2 separate regions of the Mus musculus genome follow, and region 2 is linked to region 1. The links are chromatin loops, found by intact Hi-C in ENCODE. Cell type or tissue: heart. All regions are shown on one strand. Links, peaks and the distances in the headings refer to the core of each region. The heading gives the core; the rest is flanking DNA.

The links. Hi-C counts contacts between places; a loop is a spot of excess contacts. Peaks named below come from ENCODE experiments on the same cell type or tissue, not always from the same donor. Only the 100,000 strongest peaks of a DNase experiment are listed, where the experiment ranks them.
Region 2: it touches region 1 in a loop (3-fold over the local background); 3 of 42 quality-filtered maps call a loop at or near these places.

What each region holds. Positions count from the first base shown.
Region 1 is chr1:165,948,267-165,959,673 of GRCm38, forward strand. The region is part of intron 1 of Pou2f1 (POU domain, class 2, transcription factor 1); the gene reads right to left. Among named protein-coding and RNA genes, the nearest start is that of Pou2f1, 49 kb to the right of the region's middle. In heart, for the core only: no CTCF peak of the experiment used is centred there; no DNase peak of the experiment used is centred there.
Region 2 is chr1:165,584,779-165,596,185 of GRCm38, forward strand. It overlaps Mpzl1 (myelin protein zero-like 1), which reads right to left. Exons shown (of 6, transcript NM_001083897.1): 6 at 7,403-8,899. The coding sequence ends at 8,798. Among named protein-coding and RNA genes, the nearest start is that of Gm51750, 31 kb to the left of the region's middle. In heart, for the core only: a CTCF peak has its summit at 4,823; DNase peaks (open chromatin) are centred at 3,183, 4,653 and 7,813; H3K4me3 peaks cover 242 bases; H3K27ac peaks cover 3,942 bases.

The DNA of each region.
Region 1 (11,407 bases), core at 1,234-9,233:
AAGAGAAAAACCCACTCACCCTGAAGGCTACAAACTGACAAGCTCCTTCTGCTATCCACTGGCACAGGAGAGACCTTTTATTCTTTTAGAAATTTTCTCAACTTAAATTGGATGCAAATAAGCCAGGTGTGGTCCTTACAACTATAACACTGCTAGTCCCTGCTGAGTTTCCATAGCAACAGACACAGCTGGTAATGGCTCACCAAAAGTTGTACTGACCTCAGACGGATTTAAAAAGTTTCAATTGTGCAAGCAATTGTGGTATCTTAGTAAAAAAAAAAAAAAAAAAAAAAAAAAAAAAAAACACAATTGTTTTTAAAAATCTATCTTTGCTTGAAGTTTCAAGTAAAATAAATTTCTACTAATCCAAAAGTGACCTCCAGCCTAACAGCAGGGGCTAGTGTGTCTGTTAAATTAGAGGAAGGCAATCATCAAATTTAGGAAAAATGTTTTGACTAAAGAAGTTGAGCTCTTTCTTGTGAGACTAGGCCGGGGCCTAGCAAACACAGAAGTGGATGCTCACAGTCAACTATTGGATGGATCACAGGGCCCCCAATGGAGGAGTTAGAGAAAGTACCCAAGGAGCTGAAGGGATCTGCAACCCTATAGGTGCAACAACAATATGAACTAACCAGTACCCCAGAGCTGCATATGTATCAAAAGATGGCCTAGTTGGCCATCACTGGAAAGAGAGGCCCATTGGACTTGCAAACTTTATATGCCCCAGTACAGTGGAATGCCAGGGCCAAAAAGTGGGAGTGGGTGGGTAGGGGAGTGGGGGGGGGGTATGGGGGACTTTTGGGATAGCATTGGAAATGTAAATGAGGAAAATACCTAATATATATATATATATATATATATACACACACACATACATAAAGAAGTTGAAAAGAGAAAAAAAATTAAGTCAATATTTATGGGAGTAAGGGTGGGGTTCCCTTAATGTAGTAAACAGCACCCAGAGAGACTAACAGTTTATTAAAGTTCTGAATTAAAGAATGTGCCTCGTTTCCTTAAATTAATGTGCTATGGCTGTTCTTTGGCCTAATTAAAGTGTTTGTAGTCATAGAGATAGTAGCTGGGTCAGCACTATCATCAACACCAACTTAGAATATAAATTCTTGGGTCCTACATCAGATCTACTAAATTAGAAACTCTAAGGGCGGAGGTTCCAGAAATATGTTCTGAAATCAATTCTCTATAAGATTCTGAACAGTGTAAAGTGTGAACACTGATTTACAGCGTCAAACTTCAGAGAGATATGTGAAAAACTGCAGGGATTTATTCTACTCTTTGGAATCCGAGTGAGAGTAATAGAATAAAATCTAAGGAGCTTACTAGCCTTCTGAAAGGAGTCTGCTGGCTGGTATCCTCTGTCTAAAGAAGATGCAGAGTATCAAGTTGGGCAGGTCTGTTTCTGTTACATGCAACATTACCAAGGGGTAACCAAGAGTCTTTATTATACAAGGAGAGGAGAGTCTTGAACCCAGGCTAACTCACTCACTATCATTCATATTCATTTCCAACCATCTAGGTCTTCACACCCAGGGCAGAAAATTTAACCATTTATCCTTTCATAAAAACAAATTTTCCAAGACAGAAAATGTTTATATGGGGAAGAGTATAAAGTCTGAGCCACAAACTTTAACATCCTTCACTGCTGAATTCTTTAAAAACATAAAAGTATGCATTTCTTTAGTATCTAATTTATTAGATACTGTCTTGATGTACTAAAACTTTTTAAAAACATATTTCTAATGGGTAACATTTCAAAGAACTAGGCTAGCAGCATGAAAGCTATCATAGACATACTAAAATAGTTAATGGAGAAAAAAGCCTCTAGTTAGCTCAAACACATCAGATGTTAAAAATGATGGACTCAACAAGCTGCGCTGGCTAGTTTTATGTCAACTTGACATACAGAATTATCTGAAGGAGGGAACCTCAGTTGAGAAAATGCGTCCATAACACCCTGCTGAAGGTCATTTTCTTAATTAATGATTGATAAGGGAGGGCCTGACCCATTGTGGGCGGTCTCATTCCTGGGTTCTATAAAAATGACTGGGAAAACCATGATGAGTAAGTCACTAAGCAGCACCCCTTCTGCATCAGTTTGAGTTTCTTCAGTGATGGACTATGATGTGGAAGGGTGAGCCCCTATCTTCCCCAACTTGCTTTTGGTCATGGTGTTTCATTACACCAAGAATAACCCTAATTAAGACACCAACGAGGTCATTTTGTGAAATTGCTAAGTGCTTTCAGTACTATCCCATAAAATGTACTTTAAAAATTTGGGGACTAAAGATGTACGCTCAATAGTAAAGCACTTGCCTATTATGTACAAGTCTTGGGTTCAACTCCAGCATGACAATTAACTACTTTAAGTAAATCTAAAGATTGGTCACAATTTATGAGAAAAAAACCAAAACAAATCAGAAAGACAAAGACATTCAAATGAAGTGTTTCCTTATTATCAGGATCTGTTTGTGTAAGTAATATGGTGAAATTTTCTTAGGTCATATATGCATGCATACTTTTTGTTTGAGGGAAGATGCCACTGGAGATGGAACCTAAGGTCTCATATGACACTAGGTAAATGGTTCCCTGAGCTACACATATCAAGCCTCAGACAGGTGACTTAACATACAAATCAGACAACAGGAGAAAGAAAAAAATACACACTTGTTTCCTTTCCTTTGCTTGCCATGTTTTTTGTTTGTTTGTTTGTTTTTCAAGACAGGGTTTCTCTGGCTGTCCTGGAACTCACTCTGTAGACCAGGCTGGCTTCGAACTCAGAAATCCACCTGCCTCTGCCTCCCAAGTGCTCGGATTAAAGACGTGCGCAACCACTGCCCAGCCACCATGTTGTTTTTTTAAAGCTGGGATAGTTGTACCACAGGTGTACCTTATTCAAAGAATGTTTTCCTAAGGAATCAACTTAATGTACTGTCAGCATTTACTCCACTCTTATGGGAAAAGAACTGTGAAAGAATGAACCCTACCTAGGTCTTCAAAGACAGCAATAAAGAATCAATAAGAAATGGATTCAGAATGCGCTTCAGACTAATCACCTCACATAGAGCCATTTCAGCCTATGTATTAACGGTGTTCACTTGATGTGCTGTTTCCACAGGCCTATATTTCTGCTTTTGAAAAAGATTTATTAGCCTATAAAGAATCTGGTTTCCTTATATGTTTTCCAACAAACTGTGCTATTTCTCTTCTCTCCCATCTCCTCTTCTGCCCCCTCCACCTCCAGTAGCCTCCTTCCCACTTGCCTCCTGTCACTTCTGTCTTTTGTCCTATCCCCTTTGCTCAGCACTTCTTCCCACCTTGTAGCCTCTGTAATGGTTTGAATATGCTTGGTCCAGGGAGTGGCACTATTAGGAAGTATGGCCTTGTTAGAGTAAGTGTGTCATTGTGGGCATGGGCATGGGGTTCCTCCTGTACCATGCCTGCCTGGATGCTGCCATGCTCCTGCCTTGATAATAGCGGACTGAACCTCTGAACCTATAAGACTGTCCCAATTATATGTTGTACTTCTAAGAGTTGCCTTGGTCATGGTGTCTGCTCACAGCAGTAAAGCCCTACCTGAGACTGCCGCCTATCTAGTTTCATGGCTAAGCCAACTCTTCCTCGTTCCTTTCTTTCTATACATGCAAACATTTAAAGTTTGGAACTTCATGAGAGAGAATATGTAATTTTTGTCTGAGTCTGGGTTACTTCATCTAATATACTTTTCAGATCAAGCCCTTTTTATAAATTCTACTTACAACTGAGTAGAATTTTACTATGTATATATATACCACATTTTCATTATCTACCTGTTGGTGGAGTATTTTTTCCTAACTAAACACATGAAATGTTACAAATTTCTATTTTTTGAGTATAAGATTTTTAGCTGAACTATTTGTTTGTTTGTTTATTTATTTATTTATTTATTTGTATATTTGGTTGGCTCCCAGTGTCTGGCTAAATATTTTTTACCTTATTAATCAAACCTATAACTAAATGAGTGAAATCCTATACAATCAGTTTTGTAACCTTGATATTGATACAAAGAAAGAAACTCAAAAGAACAAAGCAGTTGTGGTCTCTATTAAAGCTTGGTTTAATAGAGATCTATAAGAAAAATTCAAGACAGAGAAGACTTAGACAAGGAAGGACAATTTTGGTTTAAGCTTAAAGACTTGTTAACAAAAAGGCTTTCAGTTAAAAGGAAATGGATAAATACAGGAAGATTTTTTTTTTCAGTGAAAGGCTAGATTGCTTAGAAATAATGCTGACTATCTATTTGGCCTCAGTTTGTGTCATTTTGTGTGAATTCGAAAAGAACAGTTGGATAAATTTCCAAAATGTTGCCCTTTAATGAGTTCCTACCAATAATCTTTCAGTATCATAAATCCGGTCAAACTGATATCATTGCTCATCAAATAAGGAAAACTGCCTACTATGTTTGTTCTTAAACAAAATAAAAATGGTAAAACAGCCACAGCAGATGCTTTCTGATTTACCTTTTGTAGAGAAAGGCAGCCCCAGAGCATCTCTCCTATTTAGGCTCTTCTTCCTTCATATTCAAACTCACTCATTCTGCAATTACAACAAGAAATTCACAATGACCCTTCTTAAAGGGATCACTGGTCTTCTTTAGAGAGAAAAGTCTTCTACATTGCAATCACATTTTACTACCTATGGTGACACTGAGGAAAAGACTCCACAAGACAGTTAGAGAACCCATCTATTGTAATTACAGCTTCTCAATTGTTTTCACAATCCACAAAAACCATGGCAGAGATTTCTACAGCTTTACTCTCAAAGAAGCCAGGAGTAAAAATTCCGCGAAAAGAATATATGTACACTAAAGTTTCAACAACAAACAATGTTTTCATACATTTTTAAAGAATTCATTGTGGAAAAAAGAATTTACTGTGTAGAAAACCTATATAAATAATCAGCTCATCAATAAAATACAGTTTATTCTAAAGAAATTATTATGTTTAAATTCTCTAACATGGCTTGGGGCTATAGCTACTGTCTTTATATTATCTTGTATATCTAAAACACCAAGATTCTTTGGTATTATCTTTTGTCTTATGTAAAGATCTTGCTAAAGTTAACAAGTACTGCTTTTACATACAGTGGCACCACTGTCTAAATACATAAGGACAGAGCACATAACACAGCTGATGAATCAAACATCTGTGACCAAGTGTTTTAATGTGGGGCTGAGTTCTCCACATTATAGAGCCAAATATAAAATAAAAATTAGGATAGGGCCTCTCACATATTTCCCTGAGTTAAGGAAGATAAGCATTTAAATTGTGAAGAGCTGTTGTAGTTTTTATATCATTATAAAATGAAAATCCCCATCATTTTAATATTATATCCTCTCATATGGAAAAGGATGCCACATTCAGTCAAATATGCCCCGTGGCCTTCGCAATTTATGTTCATTCAGGTGAGGACAATCAATTAATCTTTTAAATCAATTAATCTATCACTTCACCTTGTTTTCTCTGAAAACTCATAATTTTAAAATTTGTATACTTGTTTGATTTCTGCTTTTCACTAGAAAGAAAATTTTCTGAACACAAGATATTATGTCTTATTTACTTAACAGCAATTTCACATATGTGGTAGAACCTGAGAGAGGCTCAACCAAATACTTGTACATGAATGAAAAAATGGTTCTGGGAAAGTCAACAAATGTTAAATCAAGCATGAGACTTAGTTCACAATTAAAGGTTTGTTTAAAAAGATTAGAATATGAGTAGAACACTCACTGTTGATTTTGAATAAAGGCAACTAATAAAATTCTATATATTGTTCTCACAGAATACCAAGGGCTCAGCAGTTAAACAAGCAAGCAAACAGAACACTCTCTAGCAACTTCCCCTCTCTGAGGCTAAAGCTATAAAGGACATGATATATATTCTGCTGCAATGCCCTTGGCCATATGAAGAACATCAAGCTCCATTTTATTATGTCTGTGCTTCTCCAGGATTAGGATATGCACTTGGAACAATGCACTTGGAACGGGCTTCTAATGCGTACAATGAAAGCTGAGCATTCTCACCAGTCAATTCCAGATTCAAATGGTAAAACACTGACAGTAAAGACTGATAACTAAGGAGCAAGATCAGTTAACATAGTTCCATTAGATTCATTTTAAATTTTCTTATTCAAATTTAAAATTAGCTCAGCAGCCTGCAAGTAGACACATTTTTTAAAAAGACATTCATTCATTTCAAATTATATCAGAGACATTTGTAAGATGAAAATAATCTTGAGAGAGAGCTAAGATTACAGCTTCTCTTGAAAAATTCTTATTGTACTATCTGCAACGGTTGACGATGAAAGTTGGTAACTGCTCTGTTAATATAAAATAAATTGAATATAGTTTACTAATAGTTACTCATATATTTCCATTTTTTCGTTTATCCTTCTTGTACTTCAGTCTTTCTGAGTTCAGCTTCCTTCAATCTTAAGAAATGTTTCTTAGAAGCTCCTTTAGTAAAGGATATGGTGGTAAGCAACTCAGTTTATCTATCTAAAACCATCATTTCATCTTTATATACGCTCAAAGGTTGCTTTCTCCCAGTGTCCTTAGCTTTCCACTGTTTCTAGTGAACGCCTTTCCATATCCCTGGATGGTGTTCTCAGAGGATGTACACTAGAAATGATGATTAAGAACTGTCTTCTCTAGAACACCAACTGCACTGCACTTCTCATTCTGTTCTCTGTATCTTACTTTCTCTTCATATCTACCTCTAGAACACTAGTAGTAATCTGATTAATTTCCCAAGACCTACTATTAGTTTCTTCAAAATTTCTTTTTCAAATGCATTTGAAATGTAAATTTCAAGGACCACTTTTTCCTGTTTAGAAATTACTCTGCCAAATCTGCCTAGTCATTTTTGCAACTTGTTCTGTGCCTGTGTTCCAATCCACTTTTTGTTTGTTTGTTTTTTGAGACAGGGTTTCTCTGTGTAGCCCTGGCTGTCCTGGAACTCACTCTGTAGACCAGGTTGGCCTTGAACTCAGAAATTCGCCTGCCCCTCTGCCTCCCAAGCGCTGGGATTAAAGGCATGCGGCACCACCCCCAGCCCCAATCCACTTTTAAAGTATTTTTAAGTTGATTTAAATACTAAATTACATTCTTACTACAATCTGAAGTTCATGGGAAAAGAAGTTTCATTCTATTGCTGTTTTTTTCCTATAATTTTCTGATGCAAATTTGATCATATCACAGTTAGATATTTAACAATTCATTTGATGGATACAGAAAGTCACACTGTAGGAAACTTTCACTTCATTACTCCTGTACTTTCCTTCATCCAGTCTCATGGGAGTATCCATATTCATGACTTCCTGCAACAAATCAGCTCCTCTCCTTTGTCCCACCTGGTTCCTGTTATCAGAAACTCTGTAAATATTCATATTCTATGTCATCCTTCACGATCTATCTCCACTGCCATTTCTCACAGGCACTAGACTGAAGAACCTTATTCAACTCAGAAGTCCCCTGAAAACCTATCATAATGTCTTGTCCAAAGAAAAAAGCTCCACAGCAGCTGAGATATAAACACCTGACAAGGGCACTAGAGAATAAGATAAACTTTGTAAGGGGAGTGAGCCTTAAATTGTGATATCCTAACTCTTATTCTAAGTTTTTGTGACTCAAGAGTTTTATTAAGATCACCCTAAAACTGGGAGGTAATGGCACACGCCTTTAATCGGAGAACTAGGGAGGCAGCTAAAATACACTGCTATCTGGTTTTTAATATGACAACCATTTATTGAACATTAGGTGTACCAGACACCATGCTGGACATGCTTAAATATTACCTTTTTAATACTAACAAAATCCTATAAAGAAGTCATTCGTTGTTTTATAGATGAAAAAATGATATTCTGGCATATTACTATCATAAAGATGTTATACATTAGTGGCAGAATAAAGATACATCATCTTTAACTTAACGCTACTATTTCTTATACCAACACCATAGCTGCCAGATTATTTAGAATAGCTTAATTACCACCTCTGAATAAAGAAAAAAATGTGAGCATGAATTGAATATAAGACAGATAAGAACTACTCATTTATCCCTGCAACACACAAAAAAACTTTCAACAAAGCCCAACAATTTATTTATTCAATAGATTAAATACCTTGCAACTACTTGCTCTTACTGTGAAAGAGACCAATAGAAAGTAAAACAAAACAAACACCAGCTAGTAGTAATATTAAAATGGAAGGTCAACTACTGCATATAATAAGAATGCACGGTGAAGAAAGAAAACTATACAAAACTAAAATAGCACAGTAGTCTCCATTTTTTCTTTTCTATAAAGCTCTTCAAAATTAGATGACCCTATTATTATTGATGTATAATCTTCACAAGGTGTATTCTATAGGAACAGGATTTCCTACTCTGTCCCCAGAAGATGGAGAGTTTACACACTGCTTACAGGAGATGCAACAGGGTCTATGTAGAAGAAAAGGAGCAGAAGTCAGAGCATTGAGCCATTTCTCACTTAACCAATAATAATTTCCATCACTTTTAAGTAAACAACCAATTTATGAAATAAAAGAATTGCTTTAAACACTCCAGGGACTGCTTCAGATTAGGACCGCTTCGGATTAGAAACATTCAAGCAACTTTCAATTACTACAGAAAGTATCATTATTTACTACAATTCAGATATTAGCTTAGAGATGTATACAGTTTAAAACCAGTAGAAATGTGAAATCATTAATCAAGGAAATAAAAATGAAAGAAGAAAACTTACCCTAGCACCCTAAATGAAAAACAGGATAGTTGGAGGGCAGATAGGAATAAATACTGAAGAATCTGGCTTGAATTTGAAGTAACTAAGAATTTACTATCTCCACAAATTTCCACGGCAGAATGTGTGAAGTTGGTTAATTAAAAGCATTTACTGATTATTATAAAAATAAATACAATTAAGCACTTATGCATTTCTTACTGTTTATTAAATCTCCTTCATAACATAAAGCATGGAGGACTACTTCCCAAACTATAGAAAAGGGCTGCAGAGATGACTCAGTGGTTAAGAGCACTTGCTGCTCAAATGGAGGACCAAAGTTCAGATCCCAGCATCAGCGTATAAGCCCAGTGATCTGTAAATGTAAATGCCCATTACTCTGAGGAACCTAACCTCCTTTTGGCCTTTGCAAACTCACTTGTGTGCCTGTATAAATGTGTGCATGCACTCACATACACAGAAAAACAAAAAATAAGTAAATAAATAAGATCTTTAACTACATAACACTAGGGGACCAAAGAGGTCGTCTTTTAGTGGTTAAGAGCACTAGCTGCTCTTCTTAGAAGACCTGGGTTCAATTCCCAGCACCTTCATGGTAACTCATAAATAACTGAATGAAACTCCTGTTCCTAGGGGTCTGACACTCTCTTCTGGCTTCCATTGGCCCCAGGCACAAATGTGATATACAAGCATATGTGCATGTGCAATACCCATAAGTTAAAGAATTATTATTCATGTGCTGATCTTAAATACAGAACATTAAACTAGAAAGGTGGTCCAAAGGCTTGCCAAACAAGCATGAAGACCTGAGTTCAAATCTCAGAACTTCTGCAAAACTGACACATGTTTTATGTGTCTGTAATTTCAAAATTCCTAAAGAGAGATGGAAGGCAGAGACAGCAGCACCCCAAGAAGCTCATGGGTCAGCTGGCCCCCAATACAAAGCAGTGAACATGGTCAAAGGTGAGGACCAACACAAAAGCTGTCCTCTGACTTCCATAACCCACATACGCACATGTACTCATATTACACACACACACACACACACACACACACACACACACACTTTTAAAACATTTTTTAAAATTAATCTTGAAAACATGGGACAGTACTTGAAATTTTTTTATCCTAGCAAACTATAATAACTAGCTACTATAAAGCTCAACATCACTCTTGAGTCTAACTTTTTAAACACAGCAGAAAGATAGAGGACCCTAAAACATTCCTAACCCCATTTCCAAAAGAGGAAGTCCTTCTGGATTCCACTGGTTTTGCTACTTCTACAATGTTACTGACTTTCATTTTGTTTGGCTTTGTTTTTTTTCCCCTTGTAAGTAATCACCAGTAGTCACAACTGTGACTTCCTTCTCTAGTCAGTAGTATCCACAATCATTCTTTTCTAACTCCAGTTCTCATCTAACAGCTATCTTTCATTCTAACATTCATTGGCAAACTACCATACTCACAATAGCATAAACATTCCCAGAAACTAGCATTTTCTGGGAAATAATTATACAGAGCAACAACATTAGGCCTTGTGGACCCCTAATCTGTCACTCACCTTCCCATTTTTTTAATATCATAAATATAAAAACTAAAGCTGGTCCCAGCACTTGAGAGTTTGAGGCCATCTTAATCAACATAGTGAGATTCAGGCCTTGGCCACACTAAAAAACCCTGTTAAAAGAAAAATAAAATAAAATCCATTCCTAGCTCAAGGTTTTTTGTTGTTGTTGTTGTTGTTTTGTTTTTTTTTTAAATAGCCACAGTGTGACAGGCATTAACTAGTTTCTTCTCACAAGAACAATCATGTAAGTTCTTTTATCATTCAATTTTACATATGAAAAATAAAGAAAAGGGTATTGGGTAAACTAAACTGCTCAGCAGCACCTGACAGTGGAATCTAACCGTAACATAGTACTCCTAAGTCTCCCCTTGAGAGCCCCAAATGTCTTAGTCTTTGGGTTTACTGTTCTTCAGTAAAGTAATACAAAGCTTTCTTAAATTTATTATTTTATTGTATCAGTTACCTAGCACGATATACAGAAATTTATAAGGCTGCTATTAAGAACTGTATTGGCCCCATACATATGTAGCAGCTTGGTCTTCAAGTGGGTCCCCCAACAACTGGAGTGGGATCTGTCCGTAAAGCTGCAGCCTGTCTGTGGAATATGTTCCCCTAACTGTGCTGCCTTATCTGGCCTCAGTGGGAGAGGACGCTCTAGCCCTGCAGAGACTTGATGTGCCTGGGTGGAGGGATACCCAGGGGGGCCTTTACCCTCTCAGAGGAGAAGGGGAAGGGGGATAGGGAAGGGACTGTGTGGGTGGTGGATCAGAAAGGGGGGGCAGCAATTGGATATAAAGTGAATTTTAAAAGTTTAAAGACTTCCTGTCATATGGGGCATTGAACTATATGCAGATCACCTACATGGGATGGAAGGAGTTCTCTCATGTCTCCTGGAACCAGGGCTCCTGTGGAAGTTACTGGCCCCTCAGCCCCCACAAAAGAAGCATGGCTAGAAGTCAAGTAGACAATGTCCCAAGCTTCTGACCTTCATGCTAAACTCCTCCCCAGTTACCTAGCAACAATAAAGATAACAGCATACCATAAGAG
Region 2 (11,407 bases), core at 1,088-9,087, 360 kb before region 1:
CCAAGGCCACCCAGGTTTCACCAATCACTCTCAGAGATGGAAGAGATCTGGGCCAAGATAGACACAGGCAAATCGTGTCACAAGCTGGAATTAGGGTGGCCTGCCAAAGAGAAGTGATTGAAATTTAGGTCAGGGGTGCTGATCTGCCGGGTAGTAGGAGACGGAATACACTGATATCAGAGGTGGGGGAACTTTTCTGGAAGGGTACTCAAAGAATCAGATACAGCTAGTTGTCAAGTGAACAGGGGGCTACAAAGTTGCGAGGATATTGCCATTGCTCGCTTTGCCCCTGCACGAGAAACCCCGGGTTTTCAACCCTAAATCCCACCTTCCCTGGAGCTGCTTCCTCATGTTAACGGTAGCAGCCTTTGCTCGTCATGATTTTACTGTGTGTAGCAACCCTGGCCGCTTTCCTTTGCTATATTACCCTACAGCTCAGCCTGGAACTTTGTAGTCAGACTGATCCTCAAACTCCAAGAAATTCCCCTGCCTCGGTCTCCTGAGCGCTGGGCTTATCATGCATGGGCTGTCTCACCTGGCTGTCCCCGAGTCACTCATATTGTCAGTGCTACTGAACATCTTTCTAAACCTTACTCCCATGGCTCTCATCTTTGTCCTCACCGCTGCTAAAAATCCAGTTCCTTTACGCCTAACCCAGTTCTGCCCTAAGTCACGTTATTAATCGCTTCCCCAATATCTGATTTCCATCCTTTACCTGTGTAACTGGCAGGGTAAGCGTCCCAACGAACAAACAAATCCCTGTGCTGGTCTATGATGAAATTCCGAAGCCTGTATCATAAGGCTTCCTTCCAAGGCCTTTTCCTAAATGCAGGGCGTGGGGTGTGTAGACTTTGCGCTAATTCTGCCACCTGGAACAGCCCTTAATCAGGGTTTTGGGCTCCTCTCCACCTCTTCAAGCTCTTGTCTCCAAGCTCTCTTTGGCCAGCACAGGAAGTCCCAGCCCAGCCGGGAGTCTGTGCTCTTTAAGGCTCACTTCACTACTGCGGTGGACTGCTCTGGGCTCTTTCCTCCAGGAACTCCTCGAGGGCTGGGCTCTCTGGATGGGAGGGGATTCTGCCACGTTCAGCTTTGTATCTCCAGCACTTAGTATCAGGTCAAGCACCAGGAGGCCTTGGGCAAGTTCTGTCTTGCTCACAGTTGCTTCAGAGCACTTTACAGCACAGGCAGCAGGCATGCAGGGTGAGCAAAGGAGTTTACAAGTGTCAAGCCAATAGAAAGTGGCAGCAGCAGCGTCCAGGGACTGAGAGATACCACCATGCCAGCCTCCATACTTTATTTAGGGGGGGAAGGAGAGTGGGCTTGTATGTGTGCGATTTCTGCTGTTCGTTGGGGTTTTTTTTTTCCCTTGTTCTCCTTTTATAGTTCAGCTTAGCTTAGAACTCACTGCATAGCCTAGAAAGGCCCCAAACCTGAGGCAAACTTCCTTCATCGCCTCTTGAGTGTTGGAATTATAGGCACTGCTTTTATCTATCTGTCTGTCTGTCTGTCTGTCTGTCTGTCTGTCTATTTAGAGTCAGTCTCACTATATAGTATTAGTTGGATGCACAGGCAAACACTAGCTAGTTTTTTTTTTTAAGAATTATTTATTTAGTTTATATATATGAGTACATTGTAGCTGTCTTCAGACACACCAAAACAAATACAACTCACATTAAGAAAGAAAACCTTTTTGTTAAACACTTATTTTATGAGTGTGAGTGTTGTGCCTTTATCTATGTATGTGTGACTCATGCAAGTCTGGTGCCTGTGGAGGCCAAAAGAGGGTGTCACATCACTTGGAACTTGAGTCACAGATGATTGTGTGGGGCTATATGGGTGCAGGGATTGAACTTAGATTCTTTAAAAGAGCAGCCGTTATTAATCTCCAAGCCATCTCTCCAGTCTCAAGGAACCAAAACCATTATTATTATTTAGATTTATTTATTTTATGTATGAGTACACTGTACCTATTTTCAGACACACCAGAAGAGTGCATCAGATCTCATTACTGATGGTTGTGAGCTACCATGTGGTTGCTGGGAACTGAACTCAAGACCTTTGGAAGAACAGTCAGTGCTCTTAACCACTGAGTCATCTCTCCAGCTCCCAAACCATTTTTTTAAATATATATTTTTTTAATTCTTTGAGAGTCTCATACACACATACAATGTATCTTGATTATATTCACACACACACACACACACACACACACACACACACACACACGCTTGAGTGTGCATCAGCTCCTCCTCCATGTGCCTATGGCAAGCACTTATCAAATTCAATGGATTATAAAAAAAAAAAAAAAAAGAGGACCTGAAGTCGGAGCATGTGTGCAGTTATCCACTGGAGCATGGTCAACCTTCCAAGGGTCACACTCATAAAGCTAGGCCTTCCCTTCCCTAGGAGCCCTCAATAGCAATGGTCCTCCTCTCAGGCGGATGGGGGCTCGAGCCCCCACCCCCAGCCGCTGCTGCCCACGCAGGGTCGTATTGACTGGTTTGATCTGGTACAGGGAACTACAGCAGCTGAGTTCCTGATCCTACTTGATCCTGCCATATCTAGAAGACATTGCTTTGTCTCAGTCCTTCTCGAGCTCTTGAGTGCATCTCCTCTTCTGTGACTTCCCACGAGCCTTGGGTGGGAGGGGTGTGTGACGCAGACACTTGCGACCCCTCCAAAGACACACCGGCTTGTACTGTGCCTAGCTGCGCCTTCACGTGAACCTCCATACAAAGTAGAAACTTCCCTGGCGAGGACTGAGAGATGGGGTTCTGCAGTGTATATATATTCAAAAGGCAGTTTAATATGATGTCCTTTTAGCAAAATTAATAGTAGATTATCCCCTGGAGCATATGAGCTCCCCAGCCATGAGTTTCTAGCCAGGGAACGCATAGCATGAACGTCCTCTTTCCCAAACCCCAACCCCAACCCCAACCTCGGGCATCGTGTGGAACAGGGACCAGTTATTTCCAAGCAAGCTCTCTTCTTGTTTATTTCATTTTGTTCTCATGATTTTTTTTTTCTCTTGTCCAACTGCAATTGGTCTACATTAAAATACTGGCTCAGCCAAGAGCCTGGGATGTGATGTCTCAGGCGCTGTGTGACTCGATCTACCACATGACCTCCTGCCAGAGGTCATATTCCTTCGGGGGACATGAGCTCTGTTTAGTGTTTCTGGGAGAAGAGGAAGTGCGGTGCCTAGCAGCTGCTAATAACTGCGTGCTGAATGGATTCTCTGCATTCTTGGGACCAAGATCCTCCAAGCAAGTTTTCAGGACAACTCTCCCTCTGCCAGTACAAAGTCCTTGAAGTAAAGTTTACCAGGAAGAGACCAGGGACATCCAGACACATCATAAACAATCCTCCGGGACCCTGTTGTGCCAATAAAGCTGACGTCAGAGGCTCCTAAAATGGTCCATACCCTTACGGATCTGCTGAACATTCCAGAAGTGTGTCTACAGAATGAATGCAAATTTTATTTCATCTAGTTAAAAGAAATGTTGTGGGGCTGGAGAGATGGCTCAGCAGTTAAGAACACATACTGCCCTTGCATGTGACTGGAGTTAAGTCCTCAGCACCTATGTCATGACCTCACACCCAACCCGTGTAACCCAGCGCCCAGGGAGATCTGAGGTGGCCTCTTGCACCTGAACTCATATGCACACATACCAAGCCCCAACATGCACATAATTTAAAAATTAATAAACGTTAATGCTGGGCAGTGATGGTGCACACCTCTAATCCCAGCACTGTGCCTAGCTGCGCCTTCACGTGAACCTCCATACAAAGTAGAAACTTCCCTGGCGAGGACTGAGAGATGGAGTTCTGCAATGTATATGTATTCAAAAGGTCTGAGGAGGGAGAAGCAGGCTGACCTTTAAGTTCAAAGCCAGCCTAGTCTACAGAATGAATTCTAAGACAGCCAGGACTACACAGAGAAACCCTGTCTGGGAGGGGGTGAGGGTGGGTGGGTGGGGAGGGGAATCAATAAGAGTTTAAAAGAGAAATGAAGAAAAAAATTAATTAAAAAAAAAACCACTTCAAAGGCTGGTGATAAAGGTTCTTGTCACCATGCCTAAGTGGAACTAAAACTCAATCCCTGGAGGCCACCTGGTGGATTGGGAGACTGGCGAAGGTTGTCCTCTGACCTCCGTCTGTGCGCTGATGCACACACATGCATGTGCACGAACACACAATAAAATGTAAAGATTTAATTTTTTTAAATCTAAGACAGAGAAAGAAGCTAGAATACAGTTCATATTCAAAGTTTAGTCGCCTCAGAGAAAAACCTCTAGCCAAAAGCTGGCTTCTCTTTAGCTTTATGCCCCACACCCAAGCAGAGCTGCAGTTCAAATGCCGATGTTGGACATCAGTTAGTCCCCCACAGTGTGGCAGCTACGCGGCTCCGTGAGACTATTAATAACTATGTTCAACTTCTTGTCTCAGATGTTAGTGAGACTTTTAAAAAAAAATACACAAAACAAAACAAAAAGCCCAACCTGCCCTAAAATGCTGGCACACCAAAGGCCACACCAGAAAGCCCACAGCAAAGAAACGGATGCCAGAGCCAAGAAAGGACAATGAGGTTTCACATCCTGTCTGCAGGAGGAAATGGAAGCTGGAAGTGCAGGTCCTTGGGGACCCCTTTGAGCCTGAGTGGTTTGTGTTTCCCTGCTGGTAAACACAGTGCAGTCTCCTGTGGATCCACAAGCTAGCTCCCTCCCTCTCGTTTCTACTCCCAAATGTTTTTCTTCCAACCCACACAGCCAAGCTTTCCGGTCAGCTCCTGAAGGGAAGGATGTGGGACCTCAGCACCCACCCACCCCCAACGCCCCCTGCGGACACTCTCAGATGTCCAAGGGCCAGGAGGGCTGGTGTGAGCACGCATGGGCTGTGATTCCTCTGACTGAAAACTGTTTATATTCGGTAGGGCTTTTGTTTCTTTAGTAGTTCATAAGGACAAATAATTACAGAATTACTAGTAAGATAAACAGCCTAAAATGTCTGCATGTTTAGAAATGGCTTAAAATACCATGGTGCATCTATAGCAGCACAGCCCCGTCTGTAGGTGTGGGTGACTGGTGGCCTGCTGGCCTGGACACTTCCCTGGCACAATGCTCAAGGACAACAGAGGCAAACGCAAAAGCCTTGTGATACTATTGTTTTTCCCCTTGGTTTTCCCATATCCCCTTCCCCAAAAATCTTTACTAGGACCGTGTTTGTTTCCTGATTTGAAGAAACCACTTGTAAAAATGCCATTTTCACAACAGGAAATTTGACTACACACTGAGAAATAGATAAAAACAAAACAAAACAAAACAAAACAAAACAAGACTTTGGCTCTCAGAATACATTTTTCAACGTGTTTATGTTAGGCCGGTGAGATGGCTCCGGAGGAAGAGGGCTTTATGAACCTGACATGTTTCTTCTGCAGGACTTCCACGGTCAGAGGATAAAACCAACTTGACCAGGTAATCCTTCACCATCCACACTTGCACGGTGCATGTGCGCCTACATACAGAAACGTTTTAATTCAACATGACAAGGGTTAGGGTTAGGGTGATATAGGGTTAGTGTTGTTATATACGTGAGTATCCAGACTTTAATCTTTTAGGTGCATATGCTCTCACAGACTCTCCTTCCCCCAATGTCTGTATTTTAATGTTTAGATTTAGTGGCTTCTTTTGCCTGCATGCATGCATGCATGTGTATATGCATATATGCACACATGTGTGCATGTGTACCATGTGTGTGCCTGCCATCCTTAAGAGTTCTGAGCTTATTTGGGGTTTGCTTTTTATTTTTTTGAGACAGTGTTTCACATAGTCCAGTTCTGATTCCCCTTGCCTCAGCCTCTCCAGTGTTGGGAGGACAAGTGTGCTCTACCACACCCGGGGTCTATGGATGTTTTATCAATGTTCAGATTTGTTCTTTTCAGGACAGCAGAGTCTTGAGTCTACAGGACACAGGTGCAGGAGGCCACTCCCATGTAAATGCTCAGTTAAGTCAAGTGGCTTTTCTACCAGTGCCCCAGTACCAGGCTCCTCCTCCACAAGGGCTCACCTTCCTCGAGCAGGGCAGCATCCAGCTGGCACCGAGGTCACCCCACTGCCTTCAGAACGAACCCCAGAGGTTTCCTCTTAGCCCAGCTCAGCTCACTGGGCCCAGGCCTCCGCGAGAGGCTACAGACGGGGTTGGCACGTTTCCTGAGAAGCCAGAGCCCTTGAAGCAGGAGGAAGGCCAGCAACACCCAGTTTTCTCTTGAGAGAAGCAGATGATAAAACCCCTAAGGGCTCCATCCCTCCCATCCGGAGTCTTAAGTGATGAAAGGCAGGGGCACCCTTTGTATCCTTGGTGACCAGCAACACACACACACATCACTAGAAAGCATCAACTCTTGTATGGCCGCTGGTATCATTTGTGGTGCAGCCCTTGACAGACCAAGTCATGTAGTCTTTGGCTTTGTCTACCTTTATCACGCAGTCTTTCAAATCGAAACTAAGACCCCCCCCCAACAGCCATGTTTCTATCACCTACCCTCCCATCCCCCCATGCCCCACTCGCAGATCCTGGAGACAGAACTGCTGCCAGCACGTGGGACACTGATCAGAATAAAGAAACGAGGGTTTTTTTCCCCCTTTAGACTAAATAGTCCCAGCTCGCTCTCTGTTCCTAAATGCTAAGTGACAATGGTTGGACAAAATATATAATCTAAGACTGAACATTTTTCTAAAGAGAGGTAGGTATAAGGCTAGCAGAGCTGGTACTAGCTCAGTGTGCTACAAGAGAGGAAGAGGAAGAAAGGCAGGCGCAGGGCGTGTGCCAATCTTTGGAGCAATTGGGTCTCCCTGCCAGGCCTCTGCCGCCATCTCCTCACAGAGCGTTATCCTCTTCACAGTTGCCTCATGCTTGGTGCAGTGGCTGGCCCAGGGCAGTCCTCAGTATCCCTGGCTGAGTAGATAGGAACACCTGCCCAGCAAGCATGCAGAAAGCAGCTGTGCTGTGCCGTGTGCTTTTCTACACTGGGAGAAGCCAGGAACAAACAGCAAAGTCTTGCTATTCATGCTCTTGTGGGGGAGACTAGTCAAGAGCAGAGCTGACGGGCTAGGGAGTTGCTGTTTTATTTCAAATCATTTTAAATGTGCGTGTGCGTGTGCGCGTACATGTACACTTTATCATGCGGATTTGGGGACCTAACTTAGGTTGTCAGGCCCAATGAGCCATCTTACTGTCCTGAGGTGGCTTTTATATGTTGCAGAAGGTCTAAGGGGACATCTGAACGCACACTTAAGCTAGAGAACAGATCTCACACAAACATCAGCAGTAGTCCCATTTTAGGCTCTGAAGTAGGTTCACAGGTAGTGTGTTTCAAGGATGGAGGCTTGTGCAGCTGCAATGGTTCAGATGAAAGGGCTTTATCTCTTTTTCCATTTGGTTAAAAACAAGCAGACAACACCATTCAGAAATCGAAAAAGATGTATTAAAATATTCACAGACGTACAAATGAAAATATCAAAAAGTAACAATGAACTTGGTATCTCTCCAGCTGGACACATTTCCAGGAGAAAATACAGGCAGGAATTCTAAAAGCCATCCCTTTTAGGTGTCTCTTCTCAATTCGAATGCATTCTTCTGCTCAGAAGACACAGGAAGCACAGGTCTGCCATCTGGACGTGGCCTCACTGTTATCTGTAGCCAGGCCCAGAACGCAGAGTTGCAGGAAAGAGACCGAATACTCCAAGGGAGGTGGTGTGTGGAGTTAGGCCATGAGGCCTGCACACTGTCCTGCGAGCAGCTGGAACCAGGCTGCAGGCTCAGTCCAGGAAGGCCGGCCAGCAGCCAACGGTTTCTGCCTAGGGAAGAAGGTTGGCTTGGCCAACAGAGGATTTGGTTCTGACTGGGCAGGGAGATCATGGAGCCAGATGTAGAAAGCCCTTAAGAAGAGGTGTCATTTGAACAAAGCCCACAGAGCACTAGCACCATATACACGGTCTCAGCACCACAAGGAGATGGTAAAGAACCTGGTGTCAGGAGGTATCTAGAGTGTGCAGTTCATTGATAGCGTCCCTAAGAGGAGGAGAAAGGAAGATGCTGCCTTCCACACGCTATTGTCATGCTGGGGCTCTGTAATCTGTACCCTTTTAACCACGACCACAGCCTCAGCCAGCTCTGCTGTCTGCACGCTGACAAGAACTCATTGTGAGATCGTAGCTAATAGCAGGATGGTGACAAGGACAATCTCAGCTCAGAATTCCCTCATATAAAGAAAAGCATCAACACTAACTTCTCAGACTGTCCTCGGGTGGCGTGGTTAACCGACGGTGTCTATCAGCTAGCACGGGCACAGAACAAAACGGTCCTGATACTGTGAGAGACACACTTCCACTGAACACCTCACTCTCTAACTACAAGAAATGCTTAGACTGGTTGAGCCCTTAGATGAAAAAGGCCACGTCTGTCGGAAAGACTAACGGTTCTGCAGAGTCTTCAATAAGGCAAACCATCCCACGCATGGGACCACGGGATGCTTCTAAAACTTTCCAGCTAGAAATGACTCTGAAAGAATATACAGAAACAGCAAGACAATTTACACATACGTAGACTCATACCACTTCACCATGCAACGTTGGCCTCTCACATCAGGAAGATTAAATAGAATATACATATCCTCTATACATATTTTCTGCTCTCTCCGAGTATACATGTGCTTGTCCTTGCCCGAGTCCTCAAGGCCACATGCGGTTATGGACATTTTCTGCACAAGCGTCCAGTTTGGAAATGTTTGGGTGTTCTCTTAGTCTTTCCGGATGTCCGCATACACAACCGACTCTGACTTATTAATCTTGCCGCTGTGGTGTCCGCCAGAGTGGTCTAACTGTGCGTAAATGACTGGGCCCTGGAGAAGAGAAACCAATTAGAGGTTTGGAAGAACTGATGGTCCCTGAGCCACAGGAACAGAAGCAATCATTACAGACATATGTTAGGCCTCCAGAGCAAGGACTCTGCTCCCCTGAAGAGTTAAGATTCCATATGTCATGTTGAGAATTGATCTTAAAATCAGAATGGGCACCCACTGAAGCCACCAAAGCTGATACATGAAAATTAGTTATGTTATTCCTTTTGGTTTTGTGTACACTTAGACATTTCCATAAAAAAATATATATACCATTCCTTTTTGGCAATGTTTCTTAATTTACTAGGCTGTCAAAGCCCTCATTAGCATTTGCAACTAGAACTGGACATAAGAACTAGGTTAGACCTTGCCCAACCCAAGGGCCACTTAGTTTCAGAATCATCCCAAAAGAACACAACATATAGACACTACCCATATGATTAATTTGTGCTGGTCAATTTATACAAATAGATCCTCAAACAGTTTAAATGTTCAATGTAAATGCAACACAACCCTTTCAGTCTGACGCTATCATGATTGATTCAAGTTCTGAGGATTTGTGTTTCCTGCAACCTTCTCTGGTGTCAGGGACCAGACCGATCCTCAGCTTTAGCCAGGCTAGGAATGCCCCATCCCTGAGCTGCACTACCAGCCTGCTGGAGTTCCAGGATCAGGTAACTGTCCTTCTAAGCTGTTTCTTCTTAAATAAATCCACAGTCTAAGAAATGTAAAGAAAAACTCTAAATAGATTAAAGTAGAAGTTCTCCCCCTTCCACCTCAGCATCAAGGAAGCCAAGAAAGTCAAAGATGGGCGTCAGAGTCCAATCCAGGAAAGCGAGAGAGGCTGGGCTGCAGGGTGCAGAGCAGATACCTGACTCTCAGGGACAAAGTCTGATGAGGGTTCAACTGCCAGAAAGGCACTTTACACTTATGACTTTCTCAGGTCCTTTCAATCTGTAAAACTGCACATAAAAACAACAAAACAACTCTAGTTTAAGAAAAAAAAAAATGTAGTGAGACCCTAAGTCAGGTCTTCTCCCAACCCAGGGGACTTTGAGAAGTCTAGAGGTGTCCTTCAGCTTCCTAATATAGTAAAACAGCAAGTTTAGGCCTAGGTAGCCAGAGGCCCAACCCACACCCTCCAGTGTGTAAGCTGAAATCCTTCCTGCAGAGTTCAGTGTCCTGACTTCACAGGGAAGACAGGCCCAGGGTCAGGGCTGTGTGGGAGTAAATCATAGGCAGTAAAATCAGTCAGACACTCGACCCATCTGGACTCAGGTAAAGCCACTCAGAAGTCACGAAGCACTCCATGCAGTCTGGAAGATGGCCATGTGATACTGGGCATACTCTGAATCTACTCTAATGACGAGACCTTTGGCCTTGTTATGAAACTGAAATGGTACCTGTGAATGACCAAGGGCAGTGCTGGACAGTGTGCATGACAGATGCCATCTGTCACTGCCAACGTCATGTCACACAAACTTTCAAACACTCTGCGGTAACTGATCCACTAAACCGAAACCAGAGCGTCCGCCTGACTGATGAGCAGAGTCGGCTGTTTTCAGCCTTTCCTTGTGGAGTGGTGGGGTTGCGCGCACAGCAGCAGGAGTAGGGAACAGAGAGGAAAAGCATACAGAATCATCTCAGCAGTCACATGACACAAGACTGCGTTTCACGGGCAGGCGACCTGGAAAGATCATGAGACAGAAAGCCTTCCTAGGGCTGGACTGGCTTTCTTCAGCTTCGTAATTACCAATGTCTGATCAGTTTGTTCTTTCTTCCCCTTAGAATACGACAGGTCTAAAATCAGGATCTTCATTACTTAATCACCCAGAACTTTTGAGATTATGTAGGGGCCACGCCCGATGAAGGGATGTATAAAATAATGCTGTGGGGGCGTGGTTGAGATCAGCGATCGGCATCACCTGGCACAGCTCTCGGAAGCCTGACTCTGAAGCTAGTTTGAAGGTGATGTACCCGGAGTCTCTGTGGATCATGCCTCAAGATGAAGCCCCGACTTCTAAGAAAGCCACGTGAGGGTAGAACGACAGAAAGAAGAGAGCAGCAACCAGACCCAGGGTAGCCTAGCTGCTTTACCAGATAGTTCAACATTCAACCACCAACATTTTTCCCCAACAACTATGATAACAATGAAGCGAAAGTTTTGTTTGTCTACCCCAACATTTTACTACAGAACAAGGCCTTAAACACGTTTCAGGAAGCTGGGTGTTGCGGTGCACACCTTTAATCCCTTCTTCATTCCACCGTCAGCAGCGTGCTCTAGTCCATGATAAAGAGAATTCTGGGCTGACGGCACGGCCACTTGAATGATTTCAATTAAAAGAAGAGACCACCTCGGGCATTGTGTTTCTTGAAAATTTCTGTTTTGTTGTTAAAACAGGATCTCTGTGTAGCTCAGGCTGGTCTTAAACTCAGAGACCCACCTATCTCTGCTTCCCAAGCTGAAAATACTCACTCCCAACCCCTAGCACTCCCTGAGAGGGGACACCT